Linked DNA regions of Homo sapiens: region 2 is linked to region 1. Evidence: chromatin contacts called from ENCODE Hi-C or POLR2A ChIA-PET data. All regions are on one chromosome and are shown on one strand. The core of a region is the stretch at or near the end of the contact, and the rest is flanking DNA. Distances in the headings are between cores, read along the strand shown.

What was found. A loop is a pair of places that touch in the nucleus more often than their neighbours do. ChIA-PET counts read pairs that join two places held with the same protein, here RNA polymerase II (POLR2A). Pooled maps may share reads with other maps.
Region 2: a loop to region 1 is called in a map of B cell, with 2.3 times the contacts of the local background. The contact joins the enhancer-like site here to the promoter of GSDMB in region 1. A Hi-C loop is called at or near these places in 16 of 168 maps with a recorded cell type or tissue (B cell, CD4-positive, alpha-beta T cell, CD4-positive, alpha-beta memory T cell and 10 more), 31 of 37 single-sample maps with no recorded cell type and 25 of 50 pooled maps. POLR2A ChIA-PET finds 5 or more read pairs at or near these places in 18 of 52 experiments (A549, B cell, CD4-positive, alpha-beta T cell and 14 more).

What each region holds. Positions count from the first base shown.
Region 1 is chr17:39,916,522-39,922,487 of GRCh38, reverse strand. It overlaps GSDMB (gasdermin B), which reads left to right and starts at 3,853. Exons shown (of 11, transcript NM_001165958.2): 1 at 3,853-3,954; 2 at 5,158-5,406. The coding sequence starts at 5,172. ORMDL3 (ORMDL sphingolipid biosynthesis regulator 3) reads left to right here. Exons shown (of 4, transcript NM_139280.4): 4 at 1-1,445. RefSeq lists a cis regulatory region at 3,587-3,600, promoters at 3,579-3,941, 4,665-5,073, 4,624-5,253 and an enhancer at 5,805-5,966.
Region 2 is chr17:39,754,260-39,760,417 of GRCh38, reverse strand. IKZF3 (IKAROS family zinc finger 3) reads left to right here. Exons shown (of 8, transcript NM_012481.5): 8 at 1-2,700. Among named protein-coding and RNA genes, the nearest start is that of GRB7, 19 kb to the right of the region's middle. RefSeq lists enhancers at 2,179-2,258, 4,138-4,447, 4,858-4,907 and a silencer at 5,398-6,127. Within about 2 kb of position 2,202, at least 7 of the 41 ENCODE cell types and tissues checked have a DNase peak (open chromatin) inside an H3K27ac peak, as active enhancers do; they include B cell, CD4-positive, alpha-beta T cell, CD8-positive, alpha-beta T cell and 2 more, where a contact is called at or near this core.

The DNA of each region.
Region 1 (5,966 bases), core at 2,604-5,103:
CAACACTGAAGACAGAAAGAAGAAGCCTCTGGACACTGCCAGAGATGGGGGTTGAGCCTCTGGCCTAATTTCCCCCCTCGCTTCCCCCAGTAGCCAACTTGGAGTAGCTTGTAGTGGGGTTGGGGTAGGCCCCCTGGGCTCTGACCTTTTCTGAATTTTTTGATCTTTTCCTTTTGCTTTTTGAATAGAGACTCCATGGAGTTGGTCATGGAATGGGCTGGGCTCCTGGGCTGAACATGGACCACGCAGTTGCGACAGGAGGCCAGGGGAAAAACCCCTGCTCACTTGTTTGCCCTCAGGCAGCCAAAGCACTTTAACCCCTGCATAGGGAGCAGAGGGCGGTACGGCTTCTGGATTGTTTCACTGTGATTCCTAGGTTTTTTCGATGCCACGCAGTGTGTGCTTTTGTGTATGGAAGCAAGTGTGGGATGGGTCTTTGCCTTTCTGGGTAGGGAGCTGTCTAATCCAAGTCCCAGGCTTTTGGCAGCTTCTCTGCAACCCACCGTGGGTCCTGGTTGGGAGTGGGGAGGGTCAGGTTGGGGAAAGATGGGGTAGAGTGTAGATGGCTTGGTTCCAGAGGTGAGGGGGCCAGGGCTGCTGCCATCCTGGCCTGGTGGAGGTTGGGGAGCTGTAGGAGAGCTAGTGAGTCGAGACTTAGAAGAATGGGGCCACATAGCAGCAGAGGACTGGTGTAAGGGAGGGAGGGGTAGGGACAGAAGCTAGACCCAATCTCCTTTGGGATGTGGGCAGGGAGGGAAGCAGGCTTGGAGGGTTAATTTACCCACAGAATGTGATAGTAATAGGGGAGGGAGGCTGCTGTGGGTTTAACTCCTGGGTTGGCTGTTGGGTAGACAGGTGGGGAAAAGGCCCGTGAGTCATTGTAAGCACAGGTCCAACTTGGCCCTGACTCCTGCGGGGGTATGGGGAAGCTGTGACAGAAACGATGGGTGCTGTGGTCCTCTGCAGGCCCTCACCCCTTAACTTCCTCATACAGACTGGCACTGGGCAGGGCCTCTCATGTGGCAGCCACATGTGGCGTTGTGAGGCCACCCCATGTGGGGTCTGTGGTGAGAGTCCTGTAGGATCCCTGCTCAAGCAGCACAGAGGAAGGGGCAAGACGTGGCCTGTAGGCACTGTCTCAGCCTGCAGAGAAGAAAGTGAGGCCGGGAGCCTGAGCCTGGGCTGGAGCCTTCTCCCCTCCCCAGTTGGACTAGGGGCAGTGTTAATTTTGAAAAGGTGTGGGTCCCTGTGTCCTCTTCCAGGGGTCCAAGGGAACGGGAGAGGTCACTGGGCCTGTTTTCTCCCTCCTGACCCTGCATCTCCCACCCCGTGTATCATAGGGAACTTTCACCTTAAAATCTTTCTAAGCAAAGTGTGAATAGGATTTTTACTCCCTTTGTACAGTATTCTGAGAAACGCAAATAAAAGGGCAACATGTTTCTGTTTCCCTGTGTCTGGCCTTCGCTTCCTGGAAGGCTGAGGGGAGGGGGCAGGGGTGTGGGCAGCGGCTCCCGCTGAGGTGCTGGTGGGGCATCAGTGCAGCTCTGACGGTGGCAGGAGGGGCGCTGGGACTGCTGGGCTTTCTGCTGGCTTCAGCAGGGAAATCCCCCAAGGGGGCTGTGAGGGAACTGGCGGCGGCAGCGGTAGTCAGAGAGCAAAATTCTCTGTGCTTTTGCCTGGCTGTTCTCCGACAGGTCTTGCGCCTTGGCCCCAGAGGCTGGGGTGACCTGTGCCATGGCCAAGGAGGGGGACACTCCAGCAATGGTTTACACGTGGAGCCAGGGTCCCAAGTGGTGCTCAGTCCTTCCCAGTGAATCCCCAGCCCTTCTCCAGTTTCTCACTTCTCTCCCCAAGGCCTTTCCCCAGTCACCTCTCCCTTGGGAGCGCTGCGTTTCCTTCTGGCCTTTCAGTGGAGGGGACTTTTCATACTTCCTCCTCCCACCATAAGCCTGAGTGGCAGGGGAAGAGGTTCTGGGGACTTTCTGAGGCCAACATGGCTAGGAGAGAGAGGAGTCCTATAGCAAGGAATCCTTATCTCACGAGGGCACTGACCTTCCAGCGTGTTCTGGGGAGTATCAGCTGCTATTCCCAGGAGAGGCACAAAGTCCCAGGTAGAAGGGAGGAGCTGTCCCCAGCAGCCTGGGGTCTCTAGCCCCGGTCCACCATCACAGCACCCTTGGAGTGAGTGTCAGGGAGTGTGGGATATTTGCCCAAGTCCAGCCACCACCCCTGTCCGAGTAGAGCCCACACAGTATTGGAAAGAGAAATATAGCCACTGCTTTCACTCCTGGGAGTAGGGGTGCCCTGGTTGCTTTCACCAGCCTGCAAGAGTATAGTCAGGGTGAGGTGCTGGAGAACATCAACAACGATCTGGGTTCAAATCCCAGCTTTGCCACTTATTAGCCATGTTGCTGTGTCAACTTCTCTGAGCTTCAGTTTATTCCACTGTTGTGTAAAGATAATGCCTCTTAGGGCTGTTGTGAGCATTAGCACAGTGCCTGGCATATAGTAAATACTCAATATATGGTAGCCATATTATTATAATTGTAATTGTTACTACCACCACTGTCGTCTATTTATTTATTTATTTATTTATTTTTTTGAGACTGAGTCTTGCTCTGTTGCCCAGGCTGGAGTGCAGTGGCACCATCTTGGCTCACTGCAACCTCCGCCTCCCAGGTTCAAGCAATTCTCATGCCTCAGCCTCCTGAGTAGCTGGGATTACAGGTGTGTGCCAAAACATCTGGCTAATTTTTTTTTTTTTTTTTTTTTTGGTAGAGACGGGGTTTCGCCATGTTGGCCAGGCTGGTCTTGAACTCCTGGCCTCAAGTGATCTGCCTGCTTCGGCCTCTGAAAGTGTTGGGATTACAGGCATGAACCACCACGCCTGGCCTGTCATCCCTTCAAATGTTCTTTCAGAACTGAGGCATGCAGAGGCTGGAAGACAGGCTGGGCTCACCGGGGTGGTTATCTCTGAGAGAGGACATGGGTGAGGTCAGAGGCCTCTCCCTGGAGAAGGAGGTAGGTGGAGAAGCCAGATGGCATCCAGATAAGGAAGACCAGCATCTCCTTGAGAGTGTACACGGGAGCACGAGATGGGGAGGGAGGCTGAGTGCTCCTTACAGGCCCACCCTGTTGCCTCCAGGTGTTAGCTGCTGTTGTCCTGGGTCTTCAGTGTTGACCGTCGCATGGCATTTGGGCAGCTGGTTCTGCTGGGTTATGGTCCTCATGTCCCTGGCACAGACACAGCCATTGCCTGCTGGCACTTGATACCTACTCATATTCCATTTCTCTATTCCAAACACACTGGATTGCATGGCCCAGGGCGCCACGGTGTGCACCATTGTCTGGCCCACACTCACCTAGAATACATACCAGGATCTCCTACCCACTCCTTAGGTACAAGAAGAAGAAGGGGTTCTGGCCGGGCATGGTGGCTCACACCTGTAATCCCAGCACTTTGAGAGGCCGAGGTGGGTGGGTCACAAGGTCAGGAGATTGAGACCATCCTGGCTAACACGGTGAAACCCCGTCTCTACTAAAAAACACACACAAAAAAATTAGCTGGGCGTGGTGGCAGGCACCTGTAGTCCCAGCTACTCGGGAGGCTGAGGCAGGAGAATGGCGTGAACTTGGGAGGCGGAGCTTGCAGTGAGCCGAGATTGCGCCATTGCACTCCAGCCTCGGCGATAGAGCAAGACTCCGTCTCAAAAAAAAAAAAAAAAGGGGGGTTCTGGCCTTAATCTGCCTCCAGCTCAGTTATAAGGTGGCTTATCTAAAGGCTTGGGAGGTGGGGCACCCAGCCCTACCCACCCGTCCAGGAAGTTCCACACCTGGACAACTTTCAGTTTCATTATTTTAGCTTCCTGAGATTCAGAGGCCAGGAACTGTGCAGAGATCTGTGGGGATTCTCACAACTTCCATTTCTGGTGAACAGCTGAGGTCAGAGAGGAGGTGGGTACCACTTGAGATGGGCCTGTGGTTCCCGGGTACTGTCTTTCCAGACACCTAGAATTCCCAGGTTGGTAGTGAACTGAGAGTCAACCACCATGATGGGGCCAGAGACAGAGGAGGAAGCAGTGAGTGGATAAGTGCCTGTGCTGGGCAGAAGGGATATAGGGGAAGGTGGCCAAAGGTAGGATGGGGAAGTGGATCCCAGGAAGCTTTTGTTTCTTCTGAGGCCAATTTACCACCACCTCATTGGGAAATTGTTGGTAGGGAGGCACCCATCCAATTGCCTTGCAGAATACAGCAAGGCAGGGAGCCCAAGAATCAGAGCCAAGGGAAGAAACGACCAGTTGAGGTTAGTAATGTGAAGTCTGGCAACCGTGCCCGTCATTCCTCCCTGGTTCCTCTGTTCATCAACGTTGGGGCTAGTCTGGCTGGGGCATGGTGGGCCTGCCTTTCCATCCCTTGGGCCCCTTGGAACAAGGGGGCAACTCTGCTGTGGGAGATGTAGAAAATGGGTCTCACTTTCTCTATTTGGGGCAATAGCTGCTACTTTTTTCCTCCAGATGGGTACCATGAGGGGCAGAGGAGAATCTGGGATCTGTGATGTTTAGCCCTCTTTACTGAGTCATGGCTGCCTCACGTTCTAGAAGTAAGGCAGGCAAATCATTCCAGGTACTGATTGTCCTGGAACCTTTGGCTCTTCCTTGACCTCATGTCACGTGCGTCCATGTGAAGAGAGTCCACGAAACGGGCTTTATATGAGCAACAAGGCTGGGTGCAGGCAAGCTGAGTCCAAAAAAGGGGTCAGCAAAGGGTGGTGGCATTATCATTAGTTCTTATATGTTTGGGATAGGCTTACAAAGTACATTCTCAAGGGTGGAGAAATATTACAAAGTACCTTCTTAAGGGCAGGGGAGAATATTACAAAGTACCTTCTTAAGGGCGGCGGCGGGGAGACTATATTGTATCAGGGTGGGGCAGGAACAAATCACAATGGTGGAATGTCATCAGTTAAGGCTATTTTCATTTCTTTTGTGGATCTTCAGTTGCTTCAGGCCATCTGGATGTATACATGCAGGTCACAGGGAATATGATGGCTTAGCTTGGGTTCAGAGGCCTGACACCTCAGGCTGCCAAATGTGGAAGATTTAAATACTTGAACCAATACCCTCCTCCCAAAAACTGAAATTGGCTTCTGTTTCTGAGTTGGTCCAGGCGCAATGTTCAGCGTATTTGAGGAAATCACAAGAATTGTAGTTAAGGAGATGGATGCTGGAGGGGATATGATTGCCGTTAGAAGCCTTGTTGATGCTGATAGATTCCGCTGCTTCCATCTGGTGGGGGAGAAGAGAACTTTCTTTGGATGCCGGCACTACACAACAGGCCTCACCCTGATGGACATTCTGGACACAGATGGGGACAAGTGGTTAGATGAACTGGATTCTGGGCTCCAAGGTCAGTATAAGGTAGATGACAGGTGGCCAGCCAGGAGGCCTTGACCGTTTGTACTCCATCTCCTTCTCAATTCCCCATTGTTATCAACCAATCAACAACGAAACTGTGGGATTTGTACACATCCACACACCTTAATTTAAGAAATGCACGGAAGAGCTGCATGGTGGGAGGAGAGTGGGAGAAGTGGAGATTTATTTCCACTGGAAACCGTTCCTAAATGGTCTTCCTTTTCCATTTTTTCCCTTGTAAAATAATCTGCTTTTAATTTAGCGAGCTCTTCTCATGTGTTTATCATTTAAATGAATAAGTAAATGAGGGCAGTTTGCTTACTGGTTAAGAAAGGATGCAGGCTTTAGGGCTGGAAGCACCTGGTTTCAAAGCCTGGCTCTGCCTCTTATCAGCTGCGTAACCTTTGGACAAGTTGTTTTATTGCTCTAAGTTTCAGTTTCCTCCTGTGTCAACTCTAGAGGACTGTTGTAAGAATCAAGTGAGGGATGGGTGCGGTGGCTCACTCCTGTAATCCCAGCACTTTGGGAGGCCGAGGTGGGCGGATCACGAGG
Region 2 (6,158 bases), core at 953-3,452, 160 kb after region 1:
AGGAGGAGGAGGTTGTGGTGAGCCGAGATCGTGCCATTGCACTCCAGCCTGGGTGACAGAGTGAGACTCCATCTCGAAAAAAAAAATACAAAAATTAGCTGGGTGTGGTGGTGCACACCTGTAATCCCAGCTACTCGGGAGGCTGACGCAGGAGAATTGCTTGAACCTGGGAGGTGGAGGTTGCAGTGAGCCGAGATCGCGCCATTGCAATCCAGCCTGGACAACAGAGTGAGACTCCATCTCAAAAAAAAAAAAAAAAAGAATGTTTTAAGGAAAAAAATAGTACTGTTACATATAATCCCAGGTGATAAGACCACAATGGAAATGTTTAAGTCCTCACTTTAAAGAGTACCCCACTGAGAAGAGGTATGTTGGACTCTAGCAGAGATTTGGAAACTCTGGGACACTCAAGATGTGAAAGAGCCTGGCTATCTGAGGACTCAAAGAGTCAGCATCGGGACTTGTGAGCTCAAGAAGAGAAAAGGGAGTGGTGAAACTTTGTCCTAAAAGTTAGCACCAGGAACAGAAGAAAAAAACCCGATATATAGTGATACCTCATCTTTTAGAGAATGGGAAGCTATTTTTGTGTTCACACAGAAAGTATAGTTCAAAAAACCTCTATATCCAGAGTTCAGACAAGGAGAATGATTTGAGATATAAGTGCCGATGAAGGAGGTCAATTTTGATCTGAAACCAGCAGCTGGACCTGGGCCACCTCAGGAAAAGGACTCTGTTCTCCAAGGCAGCACGACTGAATGGTTCTGAGAATAAGCCAGGGTTCAGGACTCCTGACCCTTTAGGACCATGGACTCAGAAGAGCCTGAAGGACAATTGTGGGCTTTAAACTTCTGAGAGCTTGTAAAGTAACACAAGACTGTGCCTCTCCCTTGCCCCAGCTGTAGATAGTCTTTGCCCCACCATTGTTATGAAGATACACAGGGTTTTGCAGTTTGAATAAATTGGATACAAGTTTCCTCTTTTTTTTTTTCTTTTTGAGACAAAGTCTCGCTCTGTTTCCCCAGGCTGAGTGCAGTGGCACAATCAAGGCTTACTTGCCGCCTCAACCTCCTGGGCTCAAGCAACGAGCCATCCTCCCGTCTTAGCCTCCCAACTAGCTGAGACTACAGGCGTGGGTCACCACACCCAGCTAATTTTTGTACTTTTTGTAGAGACAGGGTCTCACCATGTTGCCCAGGCTGGTCCTGAACTCCTGGGCTCAAGTAATCTGCCCACCTCAGCCTCCCAAAGTGTTGGGGTTACAGGCGTGAGGCACCGCGGCTGGCCTGAGTTTCTTCTTAATACTGTATCACAATTGTGGGCTGTCTTATGTGTTGATATCGATTGAGCTATTTGAAATAGGAATGTTAATGGGTGTATTAAATTTTTGTAAGGATATAACAATATCTACCTTCCAAGGATGTTGTGAGGTTTTCCATGATTTTGTATATGAGCTAATGTTACCTTTGAGGGGTGGTGTGCATTATGTTGGATGATTGTAAATTTTCAGTGGAAAATGTACCGTGTCCTAAATTTAAAGACATGAAAAATATCCCAAGATCATACTAGATCATAATAGCAATTCCTTTACAAATGAATTATGGAGGTAACTGATCTCTAACAGTTTCCTTCATGTTGTTTTAATGCACAAGGGCAGAGGATCTGCTGACCCTTGGAACCAGCGTGAGCTAACCACGTGCTATAGACACTTCATGGTGTCGCACCCAGGGAAGTCAAAGCGCTTTGCTCCCTCACTGTCTGTGAGTCCTCAGCCATTAGTACCCCACCCCCCGCTGCTCCAAAACTTGAGTTATTTCAAATGTTTCTCACTGTTCATCTCTCCACTGACCCCACTCCAGAAAGCCTGGAGAGAGTCCCAAGATGCCACCCACCTTCCCCAATCCCTCGCCACAGATCTGTGTCTATCTCACACTCTGTAAGTGCCGCTTTGCTTCTTCCTCTCTTGAAAAGACTGAGAACACACATTTTAACATGTTAGGAAAATGGGGCAGCCTAAAAAATGACTGATCCCACCGCCAGTGACTCATGTATACTCCAGGCTAGCAGACAAGGCCCTTTTTGGTGGGCCTGCTTCTGTGGGTTCACAGAAACCAAATTACTGTGGGTTGCAAAGAATTAGCAGGTCATTTACAAAGCAGACATCCCTTCACCCAGACTGTGGTTTTGCATGCTCAGGTTCTCAGTCTATGAGCTTTGGTGCAGGATCATTTTGGCTACTGGAAAAACCATAGCTTATTTTAAATTTCTGGTTGCCAAAGCCACCACACGTGTGGTCTGTGGATGACCATTGTCTGCAGAATGACGAGGAAGGAACAGAATGTGGTTTGGGGCTCAGGGTGGCCTTCCCACTGGGAGGGAAGGCGGGAGGGAGCCCTTGCCCTGGGTTTTGACACAGCCTGTGCTCACAGCCTCTCCTCTCATCTGCATTTCTCAGAAATGCCCTCCCTGCCCAGTGGTGACTTTCCCTCGTCACTCCTATGGAGTTCTACCTGGAGCCCAGCCATGTGTGGAACTGTGAAGTTTACTCCTCTGTAAAGATGGTTTAAAGAAAGTCAGCTTCTGAAATGTAACAATGCTAACCCTTGCTGGAACCCTGTAAGAAATAGCCCTGCTGATAGTTTTCTAGGTTTATCATGTTTGATTTTTACACTGAAAAATAAAAAAATCCTGGTATGTTTGAAATTAGTCCTTGTGCATCCTTATCACTTATGATTTGTGTCTGCTGGTGTCAGGATGTAGAAGGGTTTCATCCCGCCCCAAGGAATACTTTCTTAATTTTGCCCCTCTATTTCTTAAAGTCCAGTTATCAAGAAAAATGAATTATCACTGAAATAAAGGTTCTCACCTGACGCCTTGCTGAGCCTACCACTGTGATCCTGCTGCTGGCCCCTGTAACCCACAAGATAGGGTTCCTGGTTCCACTGGTCCTTAGTTCACTAAGGAAACTGGAGGAGGTTGAGGACCTGGACTTAGCATGATCAGCACATTCAGCATGGTGCACCCCTATTCCAAGTCACTGCTCTGCCTTCCTCCCTCAACAGAGATTCTTCTTAAAATACAGTCAAGTTCTGACTTTTTCATGTGTGGGGGCTCACAGACATCCACATTGGGAAACTTGAGTTGCAGTCCTTAAACTCGACCATATTTAAATACAGTTTTTAGATACCTGGAGACCCAAACCGAAGGTGTTAGGGGGAAAAGTCCTAGGAGAATGGCATAGGGATGAGGCTGCTTTCTTTCCATCATCATTGTGTTCTCTCTTAGAAAACGTTAGAGAAAGTAGAGAGAGAGTCTGGCCTTCTGCTCAGCCTCATCTAAAGCACCCTCCATTTTCCGTCTTCTGTGGAAGAGGCATGAGAAAGATTGTCTGAAGTTTTAAGACTAACAAATGTGGGGCTAGGCTGGCACCAGCGTCCTCTGGCTCCATGATCAGCATCATCTCCCTCCCATCAGCACTCCAAAATGTTCAAACTGGCTGAGGGTCTCCTACAGGTTTCCCAGTCTTGCTCAAGCTGAGGAGGAGAAAGGAATGGCATGGCACCCTGCCTTTGCATTTTAGCACTGAATACATTCAAAAACGGCCCCTCAGTAGCTGGTTTTCAGCCCTGGAGAGAAGATTATATGGCCTTCCCCATCCCCAAATCCCTCCCCAAAGCAGAAGCAGCTCAGGCAGAAGAGAGGGAGACAGGGAGATCCTGACCCCCTTTGCCAGTGAGCAGGACCGGAGGTCCACACTGGCGTTGGGGTTGAATGGACTCCCAGCCTGAGAAGAGTTTTCCTTCCTGATCTTGGGAGCTAATTCAATGCCCTAGAGGGTGGTGGGCCTGGCAGTGGAGGCCACCCCACACCTGCACCCTCCTTCTTCCCCTCCCCCATCACTCAAAACCCCGGACCATTCACTTAGGTTGCTGTGCCCAAACCCTCCACCTGCAGGCAACTGCCACCCGAGGGCAGGCAGGGGGAAAGGACCTAGCTTCCTGCCCTCATCTCCTGTCCCTCAGAATCCAGGGTCTGAGGAAGAGTGGAGGTCACAACTCCAGGAAGACCAGAAACACTGGCCCAAGGGATGGTGGAGGGGCACATTCGGCCCAGGCCACAGTTCGGGCTGTGGAGCATTCCGGGATCAGACAGTTGTTTGCATAAAAGCCAAAAGCCACTGCACCTGGGGTGGGGAGGCCCTCTGGGGAGGTGCTCCCTGGCTTAGGGGAGAGGGGGGAAGGAAGGTGTCATGGAAAGTCCCTGAAGGACACGGGGTGTTGAATTTGCTGTGGTTTTGTTTTTAACTCTGTCTTGACCTGTGAAGTAGGCAGCTGCCTCCCTTCTCCGCAAATAACAGATCTTCCCCCAGAATAACACACATACCCAAGGAAAGGGCTGCAGTGGAAAGGCCTGCGGGTGATGGCAGCTACCCCCCTTCCCCAGGAGTGAGGGGGCAGGAAGCCCCAGAACAGCCTTTCCCATCACCTCGCCTCTCCACCCCAGTACCCTGGCCCCCTGGCCCAGAAGAGCTGCCTAGGCAAATAAACCACAGCACTGGGGGTGGTGGTGGATGGGAACTAGGGGGGCGATGCCACCTCCTCCCCCGGGCTTGTCCTTCCACCGCCCAATCCCCATCCCACCCCCACTGGAATTGCATTCTCAGTGTCTCACTGAGAATGTCTCACTCACAGACCTCAGCTGCCCCGCTAGACTCCTGGGGAGCTGTGTGTCTCTTTGCGTGTGCGTGTCTGTCTCCATGTGTGCCTGTCTCTCTCCTTGCATGTCTGTCTGTGTGTGTCTGTGTATCTGTGTGTGTGCGCGCGTGCACGTGTCTCGTGTGTGTGTGTTTGTGTGTGTTGAGGGAAAGCAGGCTGAGTCAGTGAATCCAGCAAAGCTCTGAAGTCCCAAGCAAAAGACAGTCGCAGACTCCCGCAACTATTTGGAGTCCTGGTTCCAATCCCAGCCCTCTCCCTCTCGGGATGAGCCCAGACACTTGACTTCCCCTTCTGGGCGTTGATTTTCCCCAGAGTCAGGGATCTCTGAAGGGCCTTCCAGCTGGTACTCCTAAGACAGGCCTCAACCTCACTGCACCAGCCGGGCTCCAGGTCTTCCCTCTCTCTCCTCTCCTCACTGGACGCTGGAGCTAGAGTAATAGTGGCCGGGCCCTGACTCTCTCAAGATGTCATTTTCCTAACTGTTCTATCAAATTCCAATCCTGGACCCCAGGGGTAGGGGACAGGATCCCCTCACCTGTGGAATTATAGGAGGCTCGGAATAACGCGCGCTGAGGCTGGGTCTGAACCCCCGGCCCCCGCCCTTTCTCAGGTTCTCCTCTTAATTCTGCGTGGACCCAGACCCCAGATTCCCGGCTAGGGTGCCTGGGAGAGGAAAGGGAGGCCGGCGGAGAGGGGGCAGGGGTGCGGCGCGCGGTGGGAGTGAGGGGGGTGTGAGGGGAGGGGCAGCTGCACTTCTGAGAAACAGCTCGGCGTCTCAGCAGCCCGCAGCCTAACCCCCTGCCTGCGGCTTCACAGCTCCCTCCTCCCGCCGCCCACGCCGCTCGGGGCCTCTCCGGGGGTCGGCAGCCCCGGCGGAGACGGTGTCTGCTGGGGAGGAGCGGCAGCTCGGGGGACAGCAAAGTGGAACCCATGGGGGGTGGGAGTGGACATGGAGGAAAGCGTGGGTCGCGTGACACCCCAGGAGTGAAAGGCCTCCCCTCATCGGGGTCCCGAGCGCCGGATCTCGGCGTGCCCGCGTGTTCCCCCGCTGCCCCCGCGCTGTCCTATCACAGCCCGAGCAGGATCCAGAAGTGAAACTGCCCGGGTCACAGCCCAGCGCCGCTGCTGCACCCCGCCCCGCCCTTCCGGGCACTGCCGCTGCGCAGGATCTCCCGGCGCTCGGGCGCCTGCGGGGAGGAAACGGGGGAGGGGCAGGGGAAGTGCCCCCGCGGGCATCTGCAGCGCGCGGCCGCTCTCCTCCGGGGTGCCCGCGCGTAACCGGGGTGGGAACCTCGAGAGACAGGAGCCCCGGAGGCCTGGCCGCGGCGACCGCACTTCCCGCGACGGCCGCTGGGTGTCACTGCAGCCGCGCGGCTGAATCGGCTCGGCGCCTGCGGGAGTGGGGGACGGTGGGACGCCGGGACTAGGCCGTCGCGCTGCACGCCA